2 separate regions of the Mus musculus genome follow, and region 2 is linked to region 1. Evidence: chromatin contacts called from ENCODE Hi-C data. All regions are on one chromosome and are shown on one strand. The core of a region is the stretch at or near the end of the contact, and the rest is flanking DNA. Distances in the headings are between cores, read along the strand shown.

Evidence for each region. Hi-C counts contacts between places; a loop is a spot of excess contacts on that map.
Region 2: a map of v-Abl transformed pro-B cells shows a loop between it and region 1 (2.7-fold over the local background). The contact joins the promoter of Lrrc71 here to the enhancer-like site in region 1. A Hi-C loop is called at or near these places in 1 of 37 maps with a recorded cell type or tissue (v-Abl transformed pro-B cells).

Annotation. Positions count from the first base shown.
Region 1 is chr3:87,506,892-87,511,259 of GRCm38, reverse strand. All of the region lies in intron 1 of Gm40085 (predicted gene, 40085), which reads left to right. Among named protein-coding and RNA genes, the nearest start is that of Gm40085, 3.6 kb to the left of the region's middle. Within about 2 kb of position 2,664, at least 1 of the 3 ENCODE cell types and tissues checked has a DNase peak (open chromatin) inside an H3K27ac peak, as active enhancers do.
Region 2 is chr3:87,745,985-87,750,690 of GRCm38, reverse strand. It overlaps Lrrc71 (leucine rich repeat containing 71), which reads left to right and starts at 2,068. Exons shown (of 15, transcript NM_028971.1): 1 at 2,068-2,386; 2 at 4,660-4,706. The coding sequence starts at 2,227. Pear1 (platelet endothelial aggregation receptor 1) reads left to right here. Exons shown (of 25, transcript NM_152799.2): 25 at 394-1,594. The coding sequence ends at 545.

The sequences.
Region 1 (4,368 bases), core at 1,415-3,914:
AAGCTCAGGTCTGGCTCGGCAGGGAATGGCCTGCAGGACCCTGGTCACCGCCTACCCTGTCAGGGTCTCGTGCTCCCTCAGAATGTCCGTATCTGCCTTTCAGGGGGTGCTTTAAGGTTTAGATATAAGCAAAATGAAATCAGGCATAGACAAGCCAGGTACAGTGTTGAGTTCCAGGCCAATCTGGGCTACACGGGACCCTGAAACCTCGTCTCAAAGAACAAAACGGGGGCTAGAACGATGACTCAGCAGTTGAGAGCATTGTCTGTCCTTTCAGAGGACCCAGGTTCAATTCCCAGCACCCATATGGTCACTTACAGCCACCTGTAACTTCAGTCCCAGGGGATCCAATACCCTCTTCCAGCCTCTGTGGGCACCAAGCATGCATATGTGCACAGACACACGCGAAGCAGACAGAACACCCCACACATAAAGCAAAACAGAGCTAGAGTTAGCTACTACTGCAATGATTCTGACGGCAGAGTTGCCTGGCTGAGGAAGCTCAATCTTGCATCAATTCTGTTGCCAATCCTTCCAGCTGGACCAATTTGGACAACTTACCCTCTCAGGCTTCATTTTCTTCTGAAAGTAGAGATGATAATGCCATCTTCCTGGTAGGAAGTTGGGGTTGCAAGGATTAAATGGCACCTTCCATACGAGGCACCCAGGGCAGGGCTTGGTGTATGAGAGCTAACAGTGCTGGCACTGAAATCTAATCCTCCCGAATCCTACAGGTCACGGGGAGTGGGGGACACTTGTGTGAGACCACTCAGCCGGCAGCCAGAGAGCCAGCCCCGCATTCCCTTCAGAGAGGACAGACAGAAACAGGGCAGACTGCATTGCTTAGCCCCAAATTAGAGCTACGGTTCTCACCGATGAAGCCCTTTGTGCTCCTGGCAAAGTACTTTCGCTGTGCTGTGGTAACCCCCTCCAAGGGCGAGGCTGGTGTCTTACTCATCTCTCCAGAACTGGCACCTGACACCAGCTGACCCCTGGAAGGTGTGGAGACTAGTGGTGAGGCTCTGGGGGCCAAAGGGGCTTGCCATCCGCCTGGACTGGGTACCACAGGTGGTATGGAGGCTTCCAGACTGGCTTTTTCCAGGAGGAAGGGAAGGGAGGATGAAGGTAGGTTTCAGATGGGTTCAGTGTAGGGAGATGGAGCTAGGCTTCTATACTGTGAAAGGAAGTTTCTCAGTCTCTTACCCATGAACTGACTTATGACCCAAGGTCCAGGTGTCTGTCCTGGATTCACTTTGGCCAGGAAGGGCAGTAACTGCCAAGCAGTGGGGAATGGAGCAGAAGACTGCTGGTCTTAGCTGGGCTACAGTCCACTGATGCATCTCAGGAGCATGGGAGAAAGCCTATCACAGCTGCTGTGAAGGTCCAGACCCAAATCTATACAGAAAAGGATAAAGAATAGCCTGTCACATGCACAGGGCCATTCCACAGCCCAGCTACTCTGGAGTGGGGGAGGGGTGGGTGGGTGAGGGGCTTCCATGTAAATGACACTCCCCTCCCCCTACTCCAGGAGGGACCAGCTCCCAGTGTGGGGAACGAGGGTCCCTCATCTCAGCCAGTCTGGATCTTTTTTTCCTCAATAGACATCATTCTCTCCCTGTGTTTCCCAGCCGTCTCCCTCTCCCTCTACTGGCCCTCAGCAGCTCTCAGTGGTCTCCCCTGAGGTGGCTGGCACTGGTCAAATCCTCATAAGAACAAGGAGTGAAGGAGGCCAACTATCTTCATCTTGGGTTTCCTTTCCCTTGGTTCCTGTAATCCCTAGAACCCACATCTCCCAGGGCCCTTCCCTGCCAACCCTCCCTGCCTTCAGGACCTGGCCTCTGGGTGGGGAGGCACAGTTTAGCGTCTGGGATTTCCCCAGCCCGCAGTAGCAGGAAGTCTGAGTTGGGAGAGGGAAAGCCTGACTCTTGGCTGCTGCCCAGGTACTAAGCAAGACCAAAGTTCAGGGGAGAGGCCTGTTTCCCTGGTCAGCTGGGGACACACTCTGACCTCTACTTATCTGGACTTGGGGACTTGGGTCCCTGAGGCTGGAGGGCAAGGCCAAGTTCAGGGGAAGGAAGTGGAGCTAGAGGGCGACAGGAGAGAGAGACTGCTCCACCTTTTGTCTCCCAGGCCTTGCTTTGGTTGGCCCTGGTCCCTGTCCATGCCGTGAGATAGGATGGTTGACTTTCCTGAGTTGAACACTCGTGTCATCCGAAATCCTGGGGCTGGTAAGGAGACACGAGCATTTCATCCTCCGTGCTTACGGAAATCCAGTTGTCCTAGAGAAACTAGGTTTGTGCGCACAGTCCACGTGTGGCCCAATTCTGACCTATCATGGGCAAGAAGGAGGGTGTCTGGAAACTGGTCTTTTTTGGCGCTGTTTCTCCTTAGCGAGGCTGCGTTGGAAGGAATGACCCTATTAATTGGGCGGTTGATCAAGAGCCTCTTCTTCCAGGACTCTTACTTAATCTCTCAGTCTCTGTTCTTACCCATGCCTCACTTAGCTCTCTGGCTCTAAATGAGCCTCTGGGGACCTCCGGCAGCAAACGCAGCAGGGGACGAACAAGAGCCAGCGATAGCCCTTGGGGAGGACGAAGCAGAAAACACTGGTGACAGAGCACATTCCCCGTCCCATCAGCCAGCCATGCCACCCTCTAGGCCACTTACTCTCTAAACCTCTTCTTAGAGGGTAGGCTCTTCCAGCGCCTGTTCTAGAGCAGAGGTAAAAATGATGCAAAGAGGAATAATGACTGTGAGGGAAACCCTGGGTGGACTGGAGTCTGGATCTTTAGAAAAAAGAAGCGGAAGGGTGTTATAGAAGGGAATCCCCGAGCCTCTACCGCCCCCTAGTGGAGTATTCTGCATGCTCAGTCACTAGCCCTGTGATTGGACTGGACTCTGTACAGCCAGCAGGTGGAGGAAGGTGGAGCCACCCAGTGATATGTGTAGGTAACTTACAATCAGAAGATGTGGCCAGAGAATGTCCCGGTTTACTGGCAGTCATCGAAGTGATTCAGTAGTGAGATATACAGTTGTCACTATCGAGTAAGAGGATTCTAAAAGCATTCACACCTCAGTGGACACCTGGGGATTTACCTAGAAATAACCCTAAGGAGGGAGATTAAAATCTCAGAAACACCCAATTTATTCTTCTGGATTGTGAACAAGAACACAGTGTACGAAACTAAAGGTACAGCGTGGCCTCACGGACCACGGTCAAGACAGGCGCAGCCACAGGTTATGCATGCCCTAAACCTTATCACAATAACCGCTTTTTCTCGAGTTTGACCCCTCAGAATGTAACCGTGACAGCTAAGCTTGGTCTGAGTTTGGGTCACACATGGACAATCGTTTCTTTCTTTTTTTTCTCCCTTACTCTCTTCACTCAGTACCACAGGACTCTCTCTCACTGTACTAGGCCTGGCAGAAATGAAGATATTCTAAAATGATACTTGTGTCTCTCGTCTGACTATCCTATCAGATGACTGGAACGAGCGACTCTAAAGAAATGGGAGTTTCCCCAGGTGTCTCATACTGGGACAAACAAAAACCTCAGGTCTTTTGTGGGGGGGAGAAACTTGTCTCCCCCAGAAAGAGATCTCACACAGTTCTAACAAAGTTGTCAGACCATCTTATAAGATGAGACCGAAGTCTGGACAGAATGGATCAGAGATGGGCAGGACCACACCTTGACCTTGCCTGTTTTGATGTTCATATTCTTGACCCGGTACTAAAATTGAAGTTTATTTCAGGACCCAGAAGACAGACTTGAGAAGATTCCTTGGCTCTCTTTGTCCTTCTTTCCAGTGTAGCCACAATGAATACCCCCACCCCTTCTGCTCTTTTAGTTGATGTATTGAGGAGGGTGGCTGGACCTGCCTTGGGGACTCTCAAGTTTGATCACAACACCAGTCTTGTCCTGTTGCTGTGGAGTGGGTAGCTAGAGAAGAGGACCGAGTGACTGTGATCGCATGAGTTGCATATTTAGCGGGCCATTGGCACGAACACAGGGCTCCTTCCTACTCTGTCTCATGGACATTGGACAACTCCCTCAGGGTCCTCCCTGCTCTATGTAGCATCTGTCACCTCTCTTCCTGCTCCTAAGCCCTTCTGGCACCAGTTTTTCCATTCCTTGGGGCTTCAAAGACAGAGCCCAGTCTTACTGTTTCGTTCTCTCTCCTGTCCACAGCCGGTGAGGTCTACTTAAGACTTCCTTCCTTAACAAGAACAAAACACCCCCCCCCCCGTCACCCCCCATTTCTCACTGAGGTCCTATCACAAGGTATTAGCACCTTCTCTTCTCTCCCTCTTTTCTTCCTCCACTCTCTCTGTGGGTATCATGGGGTTTGAAGAAACAATCAGAATCTT
Region 2 (4,706 bases), core at 819-3,318, 240 kb before region 1:
TACAGACACAGAGAGAGACAGACACACACACACAGACAGACACACACAGAGAGACAGAGAGAAAGACAGAGACAGACATACAGACACAGAGAGAGACAGACACAGAGAGATACACACACAGAGACAGAGAGAGAGAGAAAGAGAGAGAGAGAGACAGACAGACAGACACACACACACACACAAGTTGGGAGACAGTGTCTTCATATTGTTTGAGGTGGACAGGTTGGGTAGTTGAGCAGAGGGCCTTGCCTAGTCATACATCCTGGTGTTTGACCCAGCCAACCCACACTCATTGCCCATTGCCGTTCACTTCTCTGTGGGTAGGAAGAGGCTGCAGTAGGAGCAGCCAGGGGAGGCTGAGGAGTCACCTCATCTTGTCCTCTCTGTCTTCAGATGAAGAGTCTTTGGGCTCCACGCCCCCGCTTCCTCCAGGCCTGCCTCCTGGTCACTACGACTCCCCCAAGAACAGCCATATCCCTGGACACTATGACTTGCCTCCAGTACGGCATCCTCCATCCCCTCCATCCCGGCGCCAGGACCGCTGAAGAGCCGGCATGGTATGGGAGCGTGCCTATGTACCCTGCCAGGAGCAGGGACTGGACCAGCAGGCCACGAACAGAAACACTTGGTGAAGTGAACAGAGACGGACTGTGGCCCTGTGCTTCCACCGAGGGAGACACTAGTTGACAAAGTGTCTAACCCTCTTTTCCCACCCACTGCTCAAGTCCCTGTGGACATAAGCTGGTGGGCAGAATGTTGTTGTACAAGTGTGATTTTAGATCGATTTTTTTTAAAAGTATGTGTTGGGTACCTTTTCTGTGTGTATGCTCAGGCAGGCTGTGTGTGTCTCTAGTTGGCTTTAGAGGGAGTCAGGTATAGGTTCTGCCTTCTGCACTTTCCATCTTATCTAGTAGTCAGCTTCCAAGCTTAACTAGTTAGAGCTCCACCAGCAGCAGGCCCTAACTACCTGCCTGCCCTTCACCCAGTAATCCTCCATGTCTTTGCTCAGAGGATTGCTCCCCGACTCTGGTGTTTGTCCTCCTGGTACGCCTTGACGGTCCTGCAGTCTCCCTTTCCCGTCTCGCTTCATTCTTTCCCAGAATGAAGGCTGTCTGCCACCCTACTTCCCAGCCCAGGAATTGGCACATCTAAGTTCAGCCTTCCTAAGTTACCCGTTGAGTCCTGCTTGCCCTTCACATATTCCACAGAACACCCACCCCACATCTGCTTCATAGCTACTCTCTTCTCCACGTACCCACAGAAGGCAGAAGTGGTACCAGGCAAGAAGATGGGATTGTTGCATTTTGTTTTGTTTTTGAGACTCTGTCTCACTATGTAGTCCTGGCTGGCCTGGAACTCAAGAGCTCTGCTTGCCTCTGCCTCTTGAGTGCTGGGTTTAACGGCTCAGGGTCACATGCACAGCTCAAGCTGCACTCCGATGTGCTTTCCCCTGTTGCTAGATTAGCGTCTGCCTCCCCCTAGTGGAGAGGCTGATCGCCAGCTCTCTGATGCAGGACTCTGGTGTTTAGGCTCACTCACTATTGGTTTCCTTGGCACAGGGTAGTCACTCAATAAATGTTCCTCTAAAAGCTGAGTGGCTGAATCAAAGTACCAGCAATACCGTGTCCCCAGTGTCCCCCAGAGCCTAGTTTGGAGCTCTCCTCAGAGATAGAGTCTCAGCAGAGAGCAGCATCCGTGCTGCTGTGGTACTGAATGAGGAGCCAAGCAACTCAAAGGGGCCCGGGATGGCGAAATGGTAAAGATGGGACCTCCTAGATCAAACCAGCAGACAAGCCTCCAGACCTCCAGGGAGCTGAGGAGAGCTGGCAAAGAACTCAGCATAGCCCGAGCCCTTACCACTTGGGCCCTTCACAAGGCACTCTCTCTCCCCTACAACCTTCTAGCTCAGTGCGTTGTCCTCTCCCCCCACAACCTCCTCTGCGAGTACAGAGAGTACAGACCATTAGGGCCCTAGCTGCACTGCCCTAGATTCCACGCATCTATGCCCTACGCCTAGCCACGCCCACTGGCTCTGGCTCTGGCAGAGTCAGGGGCCTCCACGTGCACTCTTTGCCCGTTGCTCCGGCCACAGCCCCACCCAATCAGGCTGGGTTGCCCTGGAGAGGGCAGTCGCGGAGTCGCTTGGCTGAGTGGAGATCCTAGGGGTGAGGCCCACAGAGTCCCGTTTCATCTTGCCTCTCACTCGAGGGGTCCAAAAGCACCCCTATGTCAAGTGAGCCAAGCACTACAGGGACCTCACCCAGGACTCCGCGTCCTGGGGCCCAGAAGTCATCCGGAGCAGTAACCAAGAAGGGGGATCGGGCTGCTAAAGATAAGACAGCAAGCACCCTGCCCCCGGTGGGAGAGGACGAGCCAAAAAATCCGGGTATGCTGGCGGGGCAGGGCTGGATTAATTGGACTTGACGTTTTCTTTTTTTTTCTTTTTTAAAATTAAAACTGGTCAGCAACTTGCTCTACAGACTAGGCTGACCCCGAACTCAGAGGTCTACCTATCTCCTCCGAGATCAAATGTGGATCAGCACATCCCACCTCCTCAGGGGTTGGTCTTAAAGAGTACACATTGCCTGGGGAAGCTGACGTGCACTGTAAGATGTGACAAGATAGGTCAAAGAAGGCTGAGGCAGTGGTGAGAAGATCCCGTGGGGCTGTGGGAAGGTTTAGGAACACAGCTCTATGGATATTCATTTAGACAACAGTTACTTTTGAGTGTCTTCTCTGTGGCCATGGTCACAGTTGTGCTTTGGCACGCTTAAAGAAAACTATTAAAGTTGGATTAACAGGACCATTGCTTCTCATGTTGCAAGGGACAGAACTCAGTTTGAACCAATTAAGCACAAAAGGGAATGTATCAGAAGGCATCTTGATACAAATTCGATGCTTTTGTTATTAAAGAGGGTCAGGACCCCGTTTTCCTTGCAATGGAAATAAAACACTGGGAAAAGATGCTGCCGGTCTGCCTTTTGCCAGGTGCTGTTTTCCTGTCAGCGCTAGTGCCCAGGGATAGGCAGGGTATAAGGAACTGGAGAAAAAGCATCTTTCATAGGGAAGACAGATAGGCCAGGGTTTGCTGGGCACAGAAAGCCCACACACATACTTGTGATCCCAGCACTCGGGGTACTGAGGCAGGAGGCACTAAGTTCCTTATAGAACAATACATCAAGACAGTGTGACCCAAGGGAGTAAAAGAGAAAAAGAAACGCTGGCTGTGCATGGAGGAGATGGGAAACAGAGATAGGGGCAGCAGAAAGGTGAGTGTGACTCTGAGTAGCCCAGTCCAGGGACGGTGATCATCGGCACAGGACAGTGAAGGTTTGAGAGGGTGTGTTAGGCTCCTGGGAGATGGAGTTGGTGAAGGATGAGGGGGATGGAGAGTCACCCTGCACTGCATGACCGAGTCCCAGGTTTCTAGCCTGGGATGCTAGCTGGGTGGAGATGTGGGAAGAAAGCTGGGAGAAGGGCCGTCCAGTGGCGGGCCTTCAGGTTCGAGGCTCAGCAGGAATGAGAAGTGGCAGGGTGACTACTTTGGGAACTTCCAGGGTGCTGGGATGTTCAAACCTGAGACTCTCTAAGATGGGTCAGAACTCTGACTGAAGAAACACAAAGCAGAAGGCTCTAGCAAGGATGGCCGGCCCGAGCAGCTTTGGCAGATGCAGGGACCAGAACTCAAGTGACCACTGCACAGGGACCCTGGGTATGGGCAATGTGGAGGTCACAGAGACTTGTACAGTTGCCATTGTATGTCCTGGTGACTAGTTTCTCAAACTGTGGGTTGGGGCCATTTAGCATGGGTCTGAGGACAAAAATAAGTTCCTTTGAGACAGTCTTGTAGGAATAAAACCACTGTGAGAGCCTACTCTTCAGGGGTTCCCATGGATGTTAAAGTTTGAGGGGCTCTGCTCCTGAGAGGTGAGTGATGCTGAGAAGGGTGAAGGGTGCATCCAGTTGAGAAGAGCCAGCCTGAGCATACACAGGGCGCTGCAGAGGCCACCCACCCTCCACGAGTCTCCTTCTAAGTGTTAAGTGAGTAGATCTGACTAAATGGTTGACCATTTCCCATGTGTCTTGAGTTTCCACTGACAGCTGGCCACAGGAGCCAAGTGCCTCTTGCCTTTTCCCCAAAGAGTTCTCAGGCTTTCTGTGTCATGCGGCTCTTGGTGACCTGGGGCCCGGCTCCCTTATTACACAAACTTATGGTAGAAGGCCAGGCACAACTGACACCTGGGGACCGTTGTGGAGCTTTGACAGGGACTCCCCATTTCCAGGAACCCTTCCTAGGCTACCATGGTGAAAACTGGAAAGAGCAGGGGGCCCTTGAGGGTGTCAGACACCAGGTTTGCAATCTTATTGCAGTCTCAGGATGGTAGGTGGTGGGTTTGACTGACTTAACAGAACTTATCAAGACAATGAGAAACTTTTACAACTGTCAGGACACTGACTAGCAAGTACTATATGTATAATGAAGTGTCAAACAGGTCAGCGACCCGGCTAGGTAGGTATAGATCCCTTTCTGTGAGCCCTTGCTCTCCTTCAGCATTTTCAGCTTTGGTCTTAGCAAAGCAGCTTCCACTTGGGGCTGCTGTGAGGGTGGAGGTGACCGCTGCGCTGCAGGCGGGGACCCACTTTCCTGCTACCCTGCAGAGGAGTACCAGTGCACGGGGGTCCTGGAGACAGACTTCGCTGAGCTC